2 separate regions of the Homo sapiens genome follow, and region 1 is linked to region 2. The links are chromatin loops, found by intact Hi-C in ENCODE. Cell type or tissue: sigmoid colon. All regions are shown on one strand. Each heading gives the region's core, and the rest is flanking DNA. Links, peaks and the distances in the headings are about the cores only.

Region 1 (10,943 bases), core at 869-8,868, 54 kb after region 2:
ATGACTTCCAGGTGGCCTTCCAGCTTGAGCAGCTGTTAGTAATTAAAACTCAGTGAGATGGTTTTGAGCTCTGGAGGAACTTGGAACTAAATTATTTTGAAAATAAGGCACAATCAAGAAAAAATAAACTAACAAAGCATTTTTTTTTTAGAAAGCTCACACACTGCTCTAATCCCCAAGGAATAGCCCTGTGCTGAGATTTTCTGTGAATAAGTTGAACTATCTTAGCAAGTTCCAGGAATGTTTCTTCAGGAACTATGAAGGACATCTTAACCTTTTCTCAGGAATAGGGGAACAGGAGCTCCCAGCTGTAAAGACTGGAAATCCACGTGGAGGCCTTCAGTCCTCTCCCTTCCTTCCCCCGGGCTTCAGAACTCTGTCTCCTAATGCCAGCCCAGCCCCCCTCACCAGCCCATCCTCACATTCTTCCCTAGAACTCCTTCTCATAGACCCGTGAAAAAGCAGTCAGAGAGATAAACCAGACAGCAGGAGAGAAATGAAGGGATGGAGAGGAAGCCAGCCAGAGGGCCCAAGTGCCACCCTTCAGACTGGCCAGCCCTGAAGCATCCCAATGTTCCATAGTCCCTCCACAAGACAGGCAGAGGGACAGAAGACTTCCAGATGGCCTTCCAGCTTGAGCAGCTGTTAGTAATTAGAACTTAGTGAGATGGTACTCCAAAGGTGTACCATTAGCCTATTAGCCCTATCTCTTCTGACCCAAGAGAACAATGAGGTCACCTTTAACCCTGATTTTGTTGTTTTTATAATATGAACATAGATTATTGAGCACCTACAAAATGACAGAAACTATACAGTGCCATCTGTATAAATATTATCTCTAATCTGGGAACAGCTCTGCAGAAGGTGAGGGTGTTTAATTCAATCTGCTGGGAGGGAAAGTTTAAGGCAGAGAAACCGATTTAACCTAGAACTTCAGGCAAAGGGGCCAAAGTCATCAACATCCCTTCTTGCTGCACCATGGATCCTCTCTATATTATGGGTGAATACTATGGATCCTTTCTATATTATGGGTGAGAAAACTGAGGCTCCAAGACATTAAATAACATAACCAAAGTTTAACAGGTGACTGGTAATGCAGAAACTTAACCTAGATAGTCTCATACCAAGGCCTATACACTTTCCCTCATTCTAGGCTGCCTTTAATTTTGCTGCACCTTCTGAAAGCTAATAAAATCCACCCAAAAGGCAAGGTATAAGAAGGGCTTGGTAAGTAGCACAGCTGCCCTGGGTATACTCTTAGAAGGGAAACCAAGAGGGCTGCAAAGAAGACTCTTCTGCACTGGAACTTGGGACACTCACCTCCTCTTTCAGCCCTAACTCCAAAGGCTGTGAGGTGGGTAGGCCCCACAATGGAGATTAAAAGGCTTGTCCTCTACCACGTATTTCCTTATTATCTAATTAGAGCCTCTCATCCACCTGTCAAGCAGATATCATTAATCCCATTTGACAGATAAGGATGTTGAGGGTTAGTTAGAGCCCTTAGTGCTAAATCCATTGCTTTACAGTAGGCCAAGCTACTGCCCTACCCCTCCCCATGTCTCCTTAAGAAGGGACTTCGCTTTGTAAGCACTATTTCAATATTAATCTCTCAGGAATCCAACACTGATGACCCATGAGTCCAGGGGCCCCTCTCGGACTCAGGACACATGACCAGCTCTCCCCACTTAGGTTCAGTGTGGAAGGAGAACCAGGAGGAGATTCATTGTCAGTGTCACTATCTGGGCTAAACACACAGAATGTTTCATGCCCAGAGCAATGGAGTGAGGGCCTCTGGCGCTGCTGTCAGCCTCTGGGAATATTTAGAAAAGAATGTCCCTGGAGAGAAGCCCAGACATACCTGGGAGCCTCTGGCTCCTCATCCCAGGCACAGAGAGGGAAGGCAGACCTCAGGGGCAATGCTGTGGCTGGCAAGGACTGGAGGAGCTTGTCACTTGATTCTTAAATAGAGTCCCTTCCCTAACACTTAGTGAGGGTAGTAGCCCCAGCATGACTTCCACTCAAATTATCTGCATCCACTGTGCCCCACACCTTGCTTGTATTTAATAAAGCAGATGAACCCTTGCAAGGTGTTGGTCACTCTTCTTAAAATGGCCAAGATGAAAATGGAAAGATGAGAGAGAGCAACTTCTAACTCCCAAAAAGCCAAGTGAGCCCTCACCCCACCCTGGTCACTCAAGTCAGCCTGACCACCTAAAATCACCCCTAGGCAGAGTTCCTAGGTTTCAGGTCTCTGCTCCTCCACTTCCTGAGTAGGACCAGATAAGTGTTCTAAAGATCTGCAAAGCTGCACCTAGTTACCAGTTCCCTGTAGAGCTATTCTGGCTGCAAGCAAATGTAAGGCAAGGGAAATGCCCAAAGTGGGATTTTGATCAGTGTACTCATTTTTTCAATAATCATTGACGGACTTCTGTGCCAGACTCCACTGAGTACCAGAGATATCGTTCCAGCCTTCCAAGGATGGGGAGAAATTGAGACAAATATGCAGCCATCACAGCACATTATGATAAATTCTGGGACAAGGGGAAGCAAAAGGGCCTCAGAAGCAAAGACAACAATAGCTCAGCAAGCTTTTTAGGTTCCAAGGGCTTCCCTGAGGAGGTGACATTTAAGCCATGGCAGTGGCGGGACCTGCTGCAGGCAGGTAATGGGGCAGTGACACAGGCAGTTAATGGGGTGGGGCACAGCAGCATTCGGTTAGACAACAAAAACATATTGAGTGTCAAAAACTGGAGATGAAACAGTAGATAAATCAGACAAGATGATGGCTTTTATGGAGCTCATATAACACGAGGCCAATAATGAGAAGTAAACAAATAAAATTTCAGTTGAAGATAAGGGCACGAAAGAAAGAGTGATAGGACAGAGGAAGATGGGTGCAGGACACTCATACTGGAGACAGGGGTCAGAAAAAGCCTCTCTTAAGGATGTGACATGTGATGAGAAAACACCAGCCATTCTAAGATCCAGGGAAAGTGCATTCCAACTGTGGGAGACAGCAAGAGAAAAGCGTCCCCCAGCAAGAATGATATTGGGGGATTCATGGAACAAAAGGAAGGTCAAGGTGGCCAGAGCATCAAGAGCACAACAGAGTTTGAGAAGATGAGGCGGGAGGAAGGCAAGGACCTCATCAGGTAACAGGGTCTTGCAGGGTATGGCAAGGAGCTTTGGTTTAATTCTGAGTGACTTGGGGGAATTTCAGCAACAGAACTTATCTAGTTTGTTTTTAAAAATACATCCTGGCTAATACAAAGAGCCAGAGAGAAAGAGAACAGACCTTGTTTGGAAAGCTGAAAGTGACTTAGTGTAGCTAGGGTAAAGAGTACAAGGCAAGGGGTGTTGCCGTGTGGACACTAATCTACTTTTTAAATGGGCTGAAGACTGAATCCTGATCCTAGACACAGACCAAGCTGAGATCGGAGCCCCAGGAAGATTACTAAGTCCCAGTCTCAGCCACAGCCTGACTCCTGATGTACAGCATACAGTGAAACCAACCTCACTCAGAGCCCCACTTCCACCCCAGCTGCAGCCTCATCCCCAGTCATAGACTGAGCTTCAACCACGTTCACCCTGTTCACACACCAAACCCCGACCCAACCCCAATGCAGCCCCAGTCTAACCCCAGCCCAGCCTGTCCTCTGTCCTCTGTCCTCATTCACATCAGCCCCTGCCAGCCTCCAGATGGGCATACTAGTAAACTAATCACTGAAAAACTGCTTGAAAACTACCCTTAGGCTACCTCCAGCACCCACATGCTTTCTGTTCAGCACACAAACCTAGAGATCACTAAGGCTGCCTGTCCTTTGAGTCAGGGGCTTCCTACACATCTCCCACTTCTGGTTCTTCACAGCCTGGCTTCTCATGCACTCAGCAAGTCTAACAGGAGACCCCTAGCTGCAAGTAACCCATGCACCTGGACATGCCCCTGGCCTCCTGCACTCACCTCAACCGTATGGAAGGAATGTGTGACCCCCTTTGTCCAGTCTTCCTCCAGAAGAGGTCTGGCAGGCTGCACTGAAATACAGCCTCTCTGTCTCCGCCTACTCCCTTGGACCTCCCTGGTCAGGGTTATTTATTCTCTGCCTCACCCTCTCCCTCCTTCTGCTTCTTCCTGCAGGGTGGGGCAGAATGCTGTCCAAAGGGTACATCAGCAGGTACCCCTCACTAGCCCACTGTGGTTCTGGACTGCTTCTCAGCTTCCGTGCCCTGGGAGGATATGCCTGGGGGTATGGGGAGGAGAGGCAATGGGGAAAGGGATCTCTAGAGTCCTCCCCTGATGGGCTGCTGGGATCCTCATGCCAACTCCCAATGTGAAGGATAGATAGGGAAAGTGAGTAGAAAAAAGCTAGAAGAAACTCATTAGTGTAGTCTTCGTGACGGTCTTTATCCAAGTCTCTTCTCAGGTTTATCAAACTCAAACAGGAGAATGGCAAAGGAAGTTTGCAGAGACACTCCACGGTTAAGTGTCAGCCCATTTCCATCCTGAAGTGTTCTTTCTGTCCTCCCTTCTCTCATTTGGGGGACACTGTTTAGGTCCTTGCTAAGCGTGGAATTCACTGGGTCCATCCTCCTTTTCCCAAAGCCCTAGGGCTACATCTTTTTTTGTCTCCCAGGCTCTGGTCCCTGTGTCTGGATAACTTATAACCAAGGTCCCCAGGGACAGTGCCTCTGCCGTCCACTCTCTGGCCTTGGATTACTGAACTTCTGGCTGAGGACAGAGAACGTGGTTTCTTTAACCCTCCCCACCCCCAACACCAGCCACGTAAGACCAATGACATCTGGTTTCTCCCTTAAGGGCAAAAATAGTCAGAGAACATTTTAGAGAGTTAGAGAACAATTTGAATGTAAAACTAAATACCTCGTATTTTGAAATAAGTAAAAACTACATCTATAAATAGAACAACATGGTTTTTAGTTGGTCTCCCCTTATTTTTTACTGATCAGTTTCACAACTGTGAGTTTTAAATTCAGAACACAGGACACGCTAAATCAAGCTATGTTAAATAGATCATGGCAAATCAGACCATTCTAACTCAGACCACATCAAAATTACTGGTGACAACAGTTTCTGGTGCCTACAGAGCACGCAGCCTGACACTTGCTATCAGAACCCTGGAGCCATCTCTGCTGCCTCCATTAACCTCATTAACTTAGACATGGCAAAGACTTTAAAAAATACCAAAGGGACTTCTACTTCCATCCAATATGGAGTAACAATGAGACATGTGGAAGGACAGTGAGACATGAGACAAGGTGAATAATGAGGTGAATGCTACAGTTTTTTCAGCTTCCTGCCTTAAGGGAGTTTCCATGCGGCAACAGAAGGGAGATTGACTGGCTTCCCCTCCACCCTTGCTTTCCCAGAGGGATTAGGAGAAACTCCCTACAACCAAGGCTTTTTTTTTTTTTTTTTTTTTGACACAGAGTCTTGCTCTGTCACCAGGCTGGAGTGCAGTGGCATGATCTCGGCTCACTGCAACCTCCACCTTGCGGGCTCAAGCGTTTCTCCTGCCTCAGCCTCCCAACTAGCTGGGACTACAGGCACGCGCCATCACACCCGGCTAATTGTTGTATTTTTAGTAGAGATGGGGAACCAAGGACTTTTATACATGTTTGGCAGATAAGCCAAAAAGGGAAGGGAGAGGTGAGGATACCATGACTTGCTATTGAGGCAGGAGGGCAGGGTTTAGGGAGGCCAGTGCCTCGGATAGCAGAGGCAGGAAACGTAGGAAGAGGTAACAAAAGCCCTTGAAATCCTTGTGTTCAGGATGAAGAAGGTGTGGTCTGGCCTGTGAAAAGGTGGAGCAAGGAAGCACCGTGTTTCCTTTCATTCTGACAGACTGAGCTATCACCCAGGCTGACCCCAGGCCGAGAAACTGGGCATCTTAGAGTCATGTCACTCAACTTTGGAAATTATTTCTGCTGCTCACAGCCAGACTTCTTCAATCTCCCTCCTCCATTCCAAGATACATACAGACACCACACATCAATCCATGCTCAGAAATACAGATGCTGTCCCCATTCGTGTCACATACACACCCAACACACAAAGAAAGTTTGCCTTAAAACATATACACTAGACATATGCACGAAAATAGCATCAGTACCAACAATATGCACACAGAATTCAGATGTACATTTCACCGACTTACAACTAATAACACATATACCGCACAAAATGGTTTTACATCTCAAATATTATGCACAGTGGACATACACCCAAACACGCTGAAAGATACAGGCATCCCAATACTACACATTCCACACATTCCACACATTCATGCACCACATTCACATAGTACAAATAGGAAGAAAAGGTAGAGGCAGCATTCTTACCAGATACACATAAAGGTACTGCCCACCATGCAGATACAGACACCAGCATTCTCACGTAGACACATATCATATACCAACTAACAGATACCACAGAAATACAAATGCGCAATCAGAGACACGTCTCATGAAACATACATGTGCCAGGACATAGCTACCACACTCACCAGGACACAACCAGTACGTATTCCATGTGTGCACCCTCTCTCTCACATATACGCACACTGAAAAGCAAGTGTCCACATAAACACACCCACACATTCACACCCACAACCAGAATACATGGCACCCTTATGGACAAATAGTCATATAGAGCCATACAGATGCAAATGGGCAGATTTCACAAATCTGCCAACACACCCTCTTGCATACAGAAACTTCAACATTGCATGTGAGCTGCCTCTTGTCTTGTTGCTGTCTCTCCAGTTACTATTCCCCAAATACCTTCATTAACCCCTGATTATGGCTGGGTAACCACTTTAGGGTATTTGCAATAACGTTTATAGTCCATGCAAATTCACCAACATGGGCACATGGGGGCAAGAACATTAAAATCATACTTCAAAACTGGAATGAACCATGAGGTGTGATCTTTACAGCCTCCCCATGTCAAAACTAGATGTATTTTCTAGCTGAGAGAGAAGGAGAAGGCAAGACCACCATAGCAGAGGGACTAGTGCAGTCATTCTCCAGGATGTCCAGACAGGGTCATAAGTTCAGTACTGACACATTCCTGGAGACAGAATACATGATCTACTTAAATTGCTGGAAGAAGACAGCACAATAGGTTTGATACTTTAATCACCAAGGCATTCAATAGGATCCTAATATTCCCATCTTCTGTAGTAGTAGTAGAAGCGAGACACTAAGGTGTCTCACTTGCCACCTTGTGAGAACATACAGAGGACCCTTGAACAGATCTCTTTGGTCTTGGCTCCATAGACAAGGGGGTTGACTACAGGTGGTAGCAGCAAGTAGGTATTAGCCATAACCACATGGAGGAGGGAGGTGGGACCACCCAGCCTATGCACCACCGAGAGCCCAATGAGGGGTACATAGAAGACCAGAACAGCACAGAGGTGGGAGATGCAGGTGTTGAAAGCCTTGAGTGCTGCCCTCCGAGAGGACAGCTCCAAAACAGCCCACAGGATGAGGATATATGAGAAGCCAATGAAGAGAGAGTCCACACCCATGACTGAGAGGATGATGAAGAGTCCATAAACCACATTGACCCTGGTGTCAGTACAGGACAGCTTCATAATATCTTGGTGCAGACAGAAGGAGTGTGTGACAGTATGTGTTTGGCAGTAGGACAACCACTTGAGGATGAAGGGCAGTGGGAAGAAGAATACAAACCCCCTGGTCAGGGCAGATAGTCCAATCTTGGCCACAGTACACCCTGTCAGCACAGAAGCATGGCGCAATGGGTGGCAAATGGCCACAAAGCGGTCAAAAGCCATGGCCAGCAGGACAGCTGACTCCACGGCTGACAGAGCATGGATAAGGAACATCTGGGCCAGGCAAATGTTGAACTCGATCTCCTGGATGCCCATCAGGAAAAGACTGGCCATCTTGGGCATGGTGATAGAGGAGAGGACTAGGTCAATAGTGGAAAGCATGGCCAGGAAGAGGTACATGGGCTCATGCAGTCGCCTCTCCACACGAATGATGAGGACAATGGTCAGGTTACCCAGGGTGGCCAAGGCATACATAAAACACAGTGGGAAAGCCAGCCAAAAGTGTATGGTAGGCCCCAGGCCAGGGATACCCACCAAAAGGAAGTATGCTGCGTGGACCAGATTTCCATTTGAAGTGGCTATGATAGGGACCAAGAGCTGGGGCTTCTGCATACAAAATCCAGGGTCTAGGAAAGTAGAAAGGGAAAAGTAGAAACATCATTTAGTTGTGGCTCAGAGGAGAGAAAGGACTAATGAGGAAAAGGCATTGGAGTGGTGACAGTAACAAACAGGACTAAGTCATCCTGGTAATTCTGAACCCTAGTCTCTCTCTGCTCTGATTCTCCTTATATACAACTTCCTGGACATCTTGAGCCTTACCCTGACCCTCCAAGGCCCCAGTGCTGCACAAGCAGATTCTATTACTGTCCCATGAATCTCAGTGTGTGAAGACCCACTCATAAAACATGTAACACAGTCCTGCATCTTCAGAGCTGATGTTGCTGCCCAGGGCACTGCTCTTAGCCTTTTCCCATCAGAGTAGACTTGCAGGATTGCTCAGAATGGTCCACATTGACCAGCTCTTCTGATGTATCCTGGGGTTAGGGTGGGTCTGGGTTCAGATTTAGAGGCTCAGTCTACAGCTGACTTTAAGACCTACTATAATCTAATTTAAGATAGGGAGCAGGGGCTCAGTCTGGGATGAGATTTCAAGAGAGGTTTGTGTTTAGGCCTGAATACCATTTCTCAAACTTTCCTGATAGAAACATCTAAAGTAATTGACAACACCATCCCTCCAGGTCCTGCTCCAGGCCCAGAAAATCAGAATTGCCAGGGCAAGGTTTTGGAAATCTTTTTAAAAAACAATAAGCCCCGCCAGGTACAGTGGCTCACGCCTGTAATCCCAGCACTTTGGGAGGCCGAGGTGGGCAGATCGCAAGGTCAGGGGTTCGAGACCAGCCAGGCCAACATGGTGAAACCCTGCCTCTATTAAAAATGCAAAAGTTAGCCAGGCTTGGTGGAGCGCACCTGTAATCCCAGCTACTCAGGAGGCTGAGGCAGGAGAATCATTTGAACCTGGGCGGCAGAGGCTGCAGTGAGACGAGATCACCCCCACTGCATTCCAGCCTGGGTGACACAGCGAGACACCAACTCAAAAACAAAACAAAACAAATAAACAAACAAAAAACGATAAGCCCCTTTCCCCTAGGAAATTTGTGCTTTAAATCAGAGAACTTTGGGGAAAGTTGTTCTGGTGTTCTTGGGGGCAGGGAGGTGAATGAAGAGGGACTATCATTTCCATTTCCAGCTCCCAAACGAACAATAAGCAGCATCTGCCATCAAGATCTCTCAAGCCCCAGGTGAGAGTCAGTCCCAGGTTGCGCTCAGCAAGAGGAGCATGTCATGGAAATCAGATGCAGCTGAGACATGAACAGAAAATCAGCCAGTGCTGCTGCTGTTACTCCACAGTGTTCACAGGCACACACACCTCTCCCTCCACCTACTCTCCCTGGTGATCACACAACGTCCCAGGCTCAACTTCTTTCTCTCTACAGACCACACTGTTCTAAGCCTGTGTCCTGAGATTCAGCCATATAACCTACCGCCTCCTTGATAGTTCTACCTGGATAGCCTATGGGCCTCCCACTCATCTTGCCTCTAACAGGGACCCCTTCCAAACCTGTTCCTGATCTCAGAGAATGCCACTGCTCAGAACCCACATCACCCAAGTCAGGGCAGCTGGTCTCATCTTGACCCGTCTCCTCTTTCACCCCCACATGCAATTCAACTTTTCCAATTAATTATTGGGGCCGTTCCTCTTAATACACCTCCTCCCAACTTAATTATATTATCCACTCTGCCCTGATTATAAAAAGAGCCTTCCAACTTACCTCCCTGCCTCCAAACCTAGTCTATTCCAAACCACCTTCCACACCACTGCCATCTAAACAGCAAAACTGGACACCTGGGGCTCCTGCTGAGCAAGTTAGGAGTGATTCCCATAGCTTTCCAGATAAAGTGAGAACTAGTAACTCCACAGTATGCAGACAAGGCCCTTCACAGTGTTCCTCTAACTCAACTTTCCAGCCCAGCTTCAGTTTCCTTCTTCATCACCAATCACCACCAGCACCACCACAACACACACGTGCACATACACACACACGTACACACTCACACACATTTTTTTCCTGGTAAAGTAATTCCCCTTGCCTTGCTTAAGTGAAGAGTAGGAGGCAGGAACTGAGGAGTCCTGTCCTGGGACAAAGGATAGGCAAAGCTTGGAACGGGTCTCACAGGCTTGAAGAAATTCCTCTGTGTAGGAACAAGGTCCAGGAACCGGGCTACTGTGATCTGGAAAAGGTGTACACTAGAAGACCTCTCCAAGCAGCCAAGCTGACTGATCAAGTCCCGGCTTCCTTATGCAATGAGCCTTCTGTGCCTGTCTCTGCGGACCCTCCCGTTGCCTAACCTCCCTGGGCTGAGCCTGCTACACTCACCACCAGTGCTTCCCCAGCGCATGGAGGCCGCCCAATTATAGCTTCTCTGGGGCCCCTCAGGAGTGTGTAGAGTGATGGAGAGTGAACGAGTCGGGTCTCCCTGGCACTGACGCTCTGCTCAGACGCCCAAGGAAAGCTGAGCCCTGACTCCTACCCAAAGGGACTGAGCTCTATCACTATCCCTCTGAGCCCAGCTCAAGAGACTAGAGGGAGGCTGTGTCGCGGGGTGGAAAGGAGAAGAGGAATAACGGGGCTGGAAGAGAGGACCTGCTGGAATGGAGGGGTGGGCACTCAGCAGAAAGCACGCAGGGATACCAGCGCTCCGAACACACTAACTACCCAAGGGGATCGAAGCTGTGTCAGGGACTCTCGCTTCTTCATGCTGCCACCTTGTGGTCGCACAGGGGATCTTCAGCCT
Region 2 (10,943 bases), core at 1,168-9,167:
CTTTTTTAATTTTTCTTTTTAGTTTCCCTACTTTGCAGTGCCCTAATTTGGTCCTCAGTCCGCCAAGCAGATGAAACACCACAGCAGCTGACCATGCCTGGAACATTTCCTTAACCTTCTGTCATCTCCTCACCCTACTCTACTCTCCTGCCCTCATTACTAGCTCCCCTGTCAAAACCCTTTTCACTCACTCGGATCTCATATTATCAATTACATTTGGTTAGCCTCCCTTGATCACACAGGCTAACTTGTCCCAGCACCTAGGTGATCTATACCAGCACTTCACAAATATGAATGGCACATTAATGCGCTAGGTATCTTGCAAAAGCGCAGGTTCTAATTCAGAAGATCTAATTTTCTTTTCATTTCCAACAAGTTTCCAGGCGATGCTAACATTATTGGTCCTTCAATAGCAAAGATCTCTGTGAATACCACTTGTAGAGTAATTATAATACAGTATTTTAATTTCCCATTTACTTATTTGTATCCCCCATTAGACTTCGAACTGTGTAATATTTGGGTTGATATCTATCGTGTTCACTGTTATACCCTCAGGATCTTGTTCAATACCAGATATATGTAGAGTATCTATACAATATTTCTCTTAATAAATCAATTAAGAACTTTAATGAAAGCATGTGCAACAAGATATAGTGGGAGCAGAGAAGAATGGAATAAATAGGAATATTAGGAATAGCTAGAAGTTCACAGGGAGAGGTAAGGAGGAGTGACATTTCTATATACACCAAAATTGAATGGTCAGTGTTAGCCATATCAACGGGGTAGGAAAACTGCTAAATCCAACATGGCTGGATCCAGGAAAAGAGGTGAGTGAGGCTTTCATCAGACCATGGAGGGCTAGTAGGCCATATGGAGTTCTAATAATTTTTCTGAACAGTAGTATAAACAAAATGGTTTTTGACTTAGTGTCTTAATCTATTTCCTCTTGCTATAACAGAATACCAAATACTAGGTAATTTGTGAAGGAAAGAAGTATATTTAGCTCACAGTTCTGGAGGCTAGGAAATTCAAAAGCATGGTGCCAGCCTCTGGAGAGAGGTTTTGTGCTGCCATTACATGGTGGAGGGCATCACATGGCAAAAGGGCAAGGGCATTTGTGTCAGCCCAGATCTCTTTTTCTTCTTATAAATCCACCAGTCCCATCATGATGACCTTATCTGATCCAACTTATCTCCCAAAGTCTTCATATCTAATCAAGATATGACTTTGGGAATTAAATTTCCAACATGGGAGACATATTCAAACAGTAACACACAGCAACCCGTTTTCGTTGCTGTTGTTATTGTTTGTTCTCTTTTAAGTTTATTTCTACAATTTCAATGCATTAACCCTGGATTACCTGTTTTGCCTCTGGCCTCTTGCTCCTGTATCAAACCCTGTTTCTTTTATATCTTAAACTGTTTGCTCCTTGTGCTAGTCTTAGCCCTGAAACTTGTTTTTCTATTTCCTGATCAAGCATGACCATCCACTTGAGCTGGTATATGCACAAATTTTAAAGGTTGCATAACATCCCAGGACTCGATATAAATGCTTTATATATTCTGTATCATTGAGAATTTTTATCTATATTTTTTACCACTGTAAATAATGGGGCAATAAATTTTCCTGTACATAAAATATGGCCTGCATCTCTGATATCTTCCTTTCAATAAATTCTTAGAAATGGAATATTATGGACATTTTAAGACAACAATATACTGGAAAATATGCTTCCAGAAAGTTCATGCAAACATTGTAAAACAATGCTTAGTCCACTGTAACACAGCAACACAACACTATGTATTATGTGTTTTAAAAAACATTTGCTGATTTGATAGCCAAGAATATTTTACTGTTTACCGTAGTAAATGTTGACAGTCAATAAATAAGACTTACTTCAAGTTCCTAGTGCAGAGTTTTCCTATGTCCAATTTGGTACTTCCTGTTTGGATTACCAAGTTTCAGAAACATTAATATGAAGTCAAATGACATCACAGACTATGATATGTTTCCTGGACTCAATGGAGTTAATATTAATGTATTAATAAGATGTGTTGCTGTATGATTTCATGGAGGAACATTGAACTCAAATTTTCAGAAAGTTTAGTTAAATTACCAGCTACTGTTCTGCTAGGCTGGCATGAGAATAGGGCAGTGAGAAGAGCCATATTTTGACGTAGTGTGCCAGTGTGTGTATTGGTGCTTTAACCAGTACACACACTAGTTTCATTTTCATGTACTAAGCTCTGGCACAGAATTTACATGGTACCACTATAGTAACTTTATTTTTCTTATAAGAGTAACATTCTTTCAACCATAAGAATAAAAATATGTGACTATTCCCAAATAGTTTCTGAGACTAATGGGAAAAGAGTCACAGCCCTACAATTTGCCCAACTTGGTAGAGAAAGTGTTTTCAAAGGTCTCAAGAAGTTTCCTGTGCGGAAACACAACAATAAAATACCTTTATGTGCAAGGAATAAGCATGCACAAGTGACAACCTGTTAACATTCAGTTTGGCACATCAGCATGCATGCAGGCTTTTGGGTGTAGATGACTCAAATTGAAAGTAGTGGTGAATGGATAGTCATGTGAAGACTGTTTAGAAAATGAGTTTTGAAAACTGAGAGGGTGTCAGATAGCCGAGGCTTTGAATACTACTTGTGCCATTTATAACTGAGAAACTTAGGTAAGTTACTTACACTCTAATTTTTGGTTTAAACATGGTTTAAGACATAAATCAAACTAATAATGGATTCTTCTACTGAATTTATTATTGTAGAGTTGTGTAAGTCAAAAGTTGACATGGATCTCACTGAGCTAAAATCAAGGAATCACCAGGCTGCATTTCTTTATGGAGGGGCTAGGGAAAAATCAATTATCTTCTTTTCTCCTTCTGGAGGCTTTCCACATTCCTTGGCTTGTAGCCTCCTTCTGCCATCTTCAAAGCCAGCAACAGTGGATCAAATCCTTCTCATGCTGCCATCTCTCTGGTTCTCTACTTTTAAAGACCCGTGTGACTATATTGGATCCACCCAGCTAATCCATCTAATCTTGCCATCTCAAGTTATTTAACTTTAATCACATCTGCAAAGTCCCTTTGCAATGTAAGGTGACATATTCACAGGTTCCAGGCATTAAGACATAGGTATCTTTAGGGGCCATTATCCTGTCTACCACAAACACTTGGCCTAGTATCATGGATGTAGAATGCATAATAAAATATTATTGTTCTTGTTATTTATTGTTTTTATTACATTATGAAGAAGAAAATATCTCAGGCCATGACATTTTCAGTAGTGAAACAGATTTGATAGTGGAGAGGAGATAATATCGGAAGCAGGGAGAATGGTTAGGAAACTACTGAAGTTACCCAAGTGAGAGATAATTGTGACTTAAATAAAGGTGACATTTCTGGAGATGATAAACAGTGATCAATTTCTGATTGTATTTTTCAAAGAGATTGACATAATTTACCAATGGATTAAATGCAGGGTGTAAGAGACAGAAACTGAGAATGAATCAAAGACCCATATGCCCAAGTGTGGTCCAAATTGGTGGGAATATCTAAGGATCTAAAGAGGCCATAAGGAGAAAAGATGGACAACTTATAGCAATCTATGCATTCTATTTATTAAAGACTAATGAGAGTGATAGTAAACTGACAGAAGGTGACATCATTGGCCAAGTCAATCACCCACCTACCTGCAATTTTTCTTGGTATAATACAAGATTTTCAAAATTTGACTATAAGTAGAGAGAACCCCAAATTATTGTGACTAATTCTCTTCAACCTGGTAGGTTGGGACTTCAAAATACGAAATAGGTCAAATTATAAAAAAGTAAATGAAACCGTATTTTATACACAAGTAAGTTGTGAACCAAGATTTTTACCTACTGTATTCACCAAGCATTTGGTTCATGCCTCTAGGATAACCTTATCATTGGTTAACATGTAATTATTGGTTAACCTGTCTATCTTCTACACTAAAATCCTAAACAGTAAGAATTATGGTGTATTCTTAAAAAAAAAAACTCTATCACTGAGTATAATGTTTAGAATATGGGACATTCTTATGAAATATTTACTGGATATATGTATGGATGAGTAAATGAATTATTTTTTATCTGTAAGAGAAAGACTGCTGCTGCAAAGAACCACAGGTGGGCTAATGAAACCATACTGCTGTGAATAATCATAGATACTGAGGAGTTAAGGGGTGGAGTTGGACTCTCACTCATAATGGGAGATGTCATTTAGCAATTTGCTACAATATTTCGTTTTTTAAAATCTCCTTCAGAGTGACTGCTAGTGATTATGAGGTTCCTTTTAAGGGTAATAAAAAATGTTCTAAAATTGAATTGTGATGATGGTTCTTGCACAGTTCTGTGACTTTACTAAAAAAAATTGAATCATACACTATAAATGGGTGAATTTTATAGTATGTGAATGATATAACAATAAAGCTGTTAAATAAAAAAGCTTTTGAGTGAAATGACACATGAAAAAAAGGTTACATCAGCCCATAAAGCACATAGCCACCGTAAGTAATTGCATAATGGAACAGATATAAAAGGACTGTATGAGGCAAAAGAAGTCTTCTGGGAATCTCCACACCCTGAAGACACAGTGAGTTAGCACCACCACCAGGAATTGGCCTTTCAGCTCTGTGCCTGTCTCCAGTCAGGCTGGAATAAGTCTCCTCATATTTGCAAGCTCGGCCCTCCCCTGGAATCTAAAGCCTCCTCAGCCTTCTGAGTCAGCCTGAAAGGAACAGGCCGAACTGCTGTATGGGCTCTGTAAGTAAAACTGTTTTGTTCAATGAAAATGCTTGACTCTAGATGAATTGGACTTTCTCACCCACAGGGAGTAATTTCCTCACAATGTGCAGAATTAGATTAGATGTTGGTATGGTGGGCTGAGGAGGACGGTAGAATTTCAGAATTATTTATTCCCAGGAAATACGTAGAGAATGGGTATTTCGTTCTGCCTGATATAGGTTAGATAACTTGTTTTTAGTCAAATGGTTTAATCAGTGTGCTGATATATTTATCACAGTCAGTGAATCTCATTTCTATGCCCAATAACTATTACTAAAAATGAAAAGTTACCAATTTCGAACGCATTGCCTGCCAGCTACTGGTATTAGACACAGCGCATATCCTGTCTTATAGATGAGGAAACTGGGTCACAGAAAGTTTATATTACTTGTAGATTTCAGTAAAACAATTGTTTTTGAGAGCACGAGCTTTGGAATTAAAAAGACCTGAGTTAAAAATTCAGCTCTGACTTTCACCAGTTGTATGTGATTTCAAATATGTTTCAGACTTCTGATACTCAGTGTCTTTACCAGAAAAATGAATTTAAAGTGAATCTAATAATACTTGTCACATGATGACATAGTAAGAATTAAAATAATGCTTATAAAGCACTGAGGACAATAATGTTCACAGAACACGTGTCCAGTAAATGGTAGCTATTTCTATGAGTAATATTTTTATTAATGGTGTAGATGGTCTCAAAACTAGTTAGTGTTTGAGCAAGAATCTGAACCCAGGTCAGTCACACATGATAGCCATACCATTGACAATAGCATGGAGAATACTGATGACACTATAAGGTCTAGTTCAGCAGATTAAGACAGCCACAAGCTATAGCTTATAATAGTGCAATGAAAGAGGAGCATCATTGTAATCCGAGTGGGCAGAAAAATTAGTTGAGAGAATATAGCTTATTTCACAAGAGAGAAAATGAAAGTATATATGGATTGGAGAGGATGGGTCGGAAAGATTCTAGAGTGAAGGCAGCACAAAAGAGAAGCTTGGGGGAAATTTAGTGCCTCCTTCTAAGGATATTCATTAGTCCCCCTCTTGTCTTGAATATAAACACTTAAGATTTTTTCAATGTAAGAAAAATGCAATGAAATAATAGCTGCAAATACCCACTACTAACAATTGCTTGGCCTTCTTATATAGACCTCCCGAGGTTCTCATCTTTTACATTTCAGGAGTAGAATCAGTTAAAAACTAATCTTTATATGTAAGGGATGAGAGAGAGAAAGAGGAGGGTATGTGTGTGCACACATGTGTGTGTGTGTGGTGGGTAGTAATTTTAATTCAATGATTTACTAGAGTTCGATGTCGTTTGCTGATAAATGAAGCAGGAGGAAGAGCCAGGTTTGGAGGGGACGAGAGAATGAGTTCCATTTGTCTCATATAGAAGTTGAAGTAACTGAGTGATGATGGGTAGAGATGTCCCTCAGGGGTAGCCACAGTATTTTATTTACTTTTTATTCACCACATGCAGCAAGGAGCTTTGTTCTCCAAAATGCTGTCAATTATTTTTCTAAATTACAGGTTTGATTGCTTCACTGTATTTTCATGTCTCATTACTACCTTTACGCTTAAAACCAGAAACTTTGCCACAGCGTTAAAGATTCTGCTAACTTTTAAAATACAGAACTCTGGAGATGCCATAATTAGATTGCAGATTTATGAGTCTTCTGGATATAAGTGCTATTTAAAGCCATGAGAATAACCAAGATATCTCAAGGAGAGCATATGAAAAGCAAGAAAAGAAGAGGTACTTCTTGGGAGAAAAGCAGACTCCTCTAGAATCCCACAATTTATAAGGCAGAGAACAAAACCATTGTTTAACAAACAGGAAAAAAAAAAACCTCACAGAATAACCATCACTGAAGCTAATGAAGGAGAAAGTTTCAAGGAGGAGGAGGTAAACATTGCTGAAAGTTGAGATGAGGGAGAGAAAAACAAATCTGAGATTAAACTTTTGGACTTGGCATGTAGAAAATCACGGGTGACATCATTTGGAGGATTTTCAGAGTCATTAGGGAAAGAATTCAGATTGTTACTGAAGGTGAAGGAATAATAAACAAAAGCAGACTGTTCTCCAAAGGAATTTTTATCCTTATAAAAGATACAGCAGGAAATTGAGAGAGAAACAGGGCTTATGTCTTGTATCCCTCACTATCAAAGCACAAGGCTAATTATGAAAACTATTCAATATATCCTGGTTGAAATGAATTGTTTGGAAATATCTATACAAAACTGTGGGAAGCTTTTATTGTTGAGTTAGAGTAAAACTTGAGTATTGCAGACTTCAAAAAAGCAACCAATGGCACTAAACAAGATACTAAAGAGGGAAAGGAATTTTGTTGGCATTAAATGAGAAGAGATGGAAAATGATTTATTTATTAAAAGCAAAGCTCCTTGCTTCCAGTGGTCAATAAAAGGTGAATAAAATGTTAGAAATGTCTGGCTCTTGATGCTCTGCAAAAATTTAAGTTCATTACACTGTCCATGGAATTCAAGATTTTCATGATTTGACCTCTGGTGCTTTCTCTAGCTTCATTTCCCACAGCACCTAGCCTCACATTTAAGACTTCGATATACCCCTTCTCTTGTAGTTATCCAACAAACTGGCTTATGTTATTCTTTCATTCATGTCTCTCCTCATTTTATCAACGGCACTGCAAAAGCACACTTCCCCTGTTTTTCATCCTTATAAACTCACATTTACCCATCAAAACTTCACACAGTTATAAAGCATACATTCTGTTAACATTCTTGGAACTAGTTCTTCTTGACACACACAGACACATTCATGTATGCACACACTCCAAATCTGCCACTCCACACTATTATCTCTTCTGCCTTATCAATTAGATACATCCTATCCTTATACACTCTACAACTAGTAGCATTTATCTGTTTGTTTCTGTTACTGCTGATAGACGCTGTCTGGCATGTAGTAGATATTTAAAATTAGTCATTTTTTATTTTCAGTAAGAGTCCCTAGACTCTTGACACAGCAAGCTCAGCTCCCTGCATATGTGTGTGTGTGTGTGTGTGTGTGTATATATATATGTATGTGTGTGTGTATATATATATACGTATATATGTGTGTGTGTATATATATATATGTGTGTGTATATATATATATACACGTATATATATGTATAGTTTAGTTCAGTTTGAACTGAACTAAGTGTTTCTGGTTGATAGGAGCTAAAGTGGAGTTATTGGCTAGGAAAAAGAATAAGGTACCCTCTGTCTCTGAGCCCAGCGTGAACGTAGGAAGGATGCAGGAAGATATGCTTGTAAAGTGATGGAAAGGAGAGAAGTCATTTTTTTTTTGCTAGGCCCAACACAGATCAGGTCAAAATATATACACTATGGTTTTCTTTTGTTTTGTTTATGATCTCTTGGCAAGAAGGAGGAAAAAAACTACCAAGAAGAATGAAAATAGGCAATGAATAAATTGTTGAAATGAGGTAATGGGAGATATGAAGAAGTTAGGATGAAAGAGAAATTATTCAAATAGCAATTTAATTTTTTTAAGTGGTTACATAAAATGTCCTACAACACAATGACAAAAATTACAACTCAGATATTGCGTAGGAACTAAAAATCATGAAAGCCAGAATTAATTGACATAAATGGAGCCCCTCTGTACTTTCATAACCATTTTTATTATTCATCGCTGTATATGAGATATTGAAATTATTGAAAAACGGTTCTGCTCTTTCTGCCTCACTGGATTATAAACTCTCTAAGTGGGGTTTTATTTGTGTTGTCCTTTAGCTTCTAAAATAGCACTATGTAAGATCCAGATACTCAGTTAATGTCCCTGAGATAGTAAAGCAAGATCAAGAGAAGTGTTACAAGTGCACTGTTGCTCAACAGTTTTTTGTTTGTTTGTTTGTTTTTTGAAACGGAGTCTCGCTCTGTCGCCCAGGTTGGAGTGCAATGGCGCCATCTCGGTTCACCTGGAAGCTCCGCCTTCCAGGTTCACTCCATTCTCCTGCCTCAGCCTCCCCAGTAGCTGGAACTACAGGCGCCCGCCACCACGCCCGGCTAATTTTTTGTATTTTTAGTAGAGACGAGGTTTCACCATGTTAGCCAGGATGGTCTCGATCTCCTGACCTCGTGATCCGCCCACCTCGGCCTCCCAAAGTGCTGGGACTACAGGCGTGAGCCACCGCGCCCAGCCTGCTCAACACTTTTACACATGCCGTTCTGAAAGCCTGGGAATTCTTCGTCTCAACTTACATAAAACACAGAAATCTTTCAAGCACTGCTTTTTCTAGAAAGCCTTCTCCAAATACTACAAACCTACTGAATGCTCTCTTTCTGGTAATTCCTTTTTAGTGTGTTTTGGTTTTTCAAAATCATTTTATCTTATTTCTAGTTGACAAATAATATGGTATATATTTGTGGGGTAAAATGTGATGTTGTTATACATGTATGCATTGTGGAATGACCAAATCAAGCTAATTATCATATCCATCACCTCAAATATTTATCATTTCTTTGTGCTGTGAACATTTAAAATTCTCTCTTTTAGTTTTTTTGAAATATACTATACATTAACTATAATTCTTATTTCTCTAAGAGGTTTGATCATACATTTTAGATATTTTCATCACTCGCCTGAGGACACTGTCATTACTGTAAATTTCAGAATCTAAAGCTATAGTTTCATTATTTGGCCAAATCGTGTAATCTATAATTTCTTGTTTTTCATCTAGTTTTCTGTTAATTTTAGTTAAATCACACCCCCACCCCCCCTTTTTTTTTCACTAAGACTTCTTCCGGTGATCCTTGAGGTGGCACTTTATCAGGGTGAATGTGTGAGTCTGGATACGTTGAGGTTCCTCTCCATCCTCTCTTTTGTCAACACTTACTGTCAGCCACCCAGCACCCTTTCTTTTCCTCTGAAGAAGTTACCCTGCAACTGGCTCTCTCTCATTGATTGAGCCCTCTGCAGCCACAACCCTAATCTCTGTTTTTCCCTAGACCCCCGTCTTCAACTCAACCATACCCATCTATCTACCTTTCTGCAATTCTCTACTCTATGAAAAAAGAAATGTGATGTTTGCAATAAAGTTATATTTTTCCCTCCGAAACAAAACAGTAACATTCAATTAGGTATCTCCTAAGAAGTATGTCTTAACAAAATAGAGAGATTCTGTTCTGGAGAACTAGTCTTCCAGCAGACTGAAGAGAGAACTGTGTTGGAACGTGGCAGCACATTATATCAGGTGGGGGCAGCCTCCTGTCTTCCTAAGCCTGGTGGGAGGTCTGTGTTCTAACCATCTCTTCCAAATATGATGCCGGGTATCATATTGTAAGGGTTTCTTTAATGGTTAGATGCTGAAGCCATTTATTTGTCACTTCCTATGTGTTACTTTGTATTATAATGATCTCTTTCTTCATATTTTCTGGCTTCCCAAATTGTCTGTAAGCTTCTCTGCTTTCCACACTTATGACCAATGTAATATTGCTGTTCCACAGCCCCAGTGTATTTTTCTCTGGTGCCAACCATAGAGGAAAAATAATGCACTACCTCTTTAGCACAATTTAAACATGCCATAAAGAATGAAATATGATTGGCAAACTCAGGGTAAAGTGTTTATTCTTAGTTTGGTTATCTATGGCTAGAACGATCAGAGGAGTGGTCACATGATATAAACATAGCTGCCAGCAAAGGGCCCTAGAGAAGAAAGATTGTACACTAAGGCAAATTCAAAAACAAACCAAAGTGCCCACTACAGCAGTTGAAATCTGACATTTTTTAATCAATTTAAATGAGCCATTCATAGTTTCATATTATATAAATACTCATCAGTTTTCTGTACAATAAAATTATTTTAATTCGATCAATACACAAATGAATGTAGCTTTTTTTTGTTTAAGCTCTCATCTCGTTCTGTACTTTTAATTCATCACGTCAACTTTGCAGAATATCACCTCCACTTCCATCATTTTCCTGCTCACTGGTGTTCCTGGGCTGGAAGCCTTCCACACCTGGATCTCCATTCCCTTCTGCTTCCTCTCTGTAACTGCTCTCTTGGGAAACAGCCTGATCCTCTTCGCTACCATCACTCAGCCCAGCCTCCACGAACCAATGTACTATTTCC

Evidence for each region. Peaks named below come from ENCODE experiments on the same cell type or tissue, not always from the same donor. Only the 100,000 strongest peaks of a DNase experiment are listed, where the experiment ranks them.
Region 1: a loop joins it to region 2, with 2.5 times the contacts of the local background. A loop is called at or near these places in 6 of 110 quality-filtered maps.

Annotation. Positions count from the first base shown.
Region 1 is chr11:4,637,049-4,647,991 of GRCh38, reverse strand. It overlaps OR51D1 (olfactory receptor family 51 subfamily D member 1), which reads right to left and starts at 10,515. Exons shown (of 2, transcript NM_001004751.3): 1 at 10,239-10,515; 2 at 4,932-8,215. The coding sequence starts at 8,201. The coding sequence ends at 7,227. OR51E1 (olfactory receptor family 51 subfamily E member 1) reads right to left here and starts at 4,010. Exons shown (of 2, transcript NM_152430.4): 1 at 3,962-4,010. In sigmoid colon, for the core only: no CTCF peak of the experiment used is centred there; no DNase peak of the experiment used is centred there.
Region 2 is chr11:4,691,510-4,702,452 of GRCh38, reverse strand. It overlaps OR51E2 (olfactory receptor family 51 subfamily E member 2), which reads left to right and starts at 4,600. Exons shown (of 2, transcript NM_030774.4): 1 at 4,600-4,800. It overlaps OR51C1 (olfactory receptor family 51 subfamily C member 1), which reads left to right and starts at 4,600. Exons shown (of 2, transcript NM_001396051.1): 1 at 4,600-4,800; 2 at 10,766-10,943. The coding sequence starts at 4,792. In sigmoid colon, for the core only: no CTCF peak of the experiment used is centred there; a DNase peak (open chromatin) is centred at 4,702; H3K4me3 peaks cover 3,091 bases.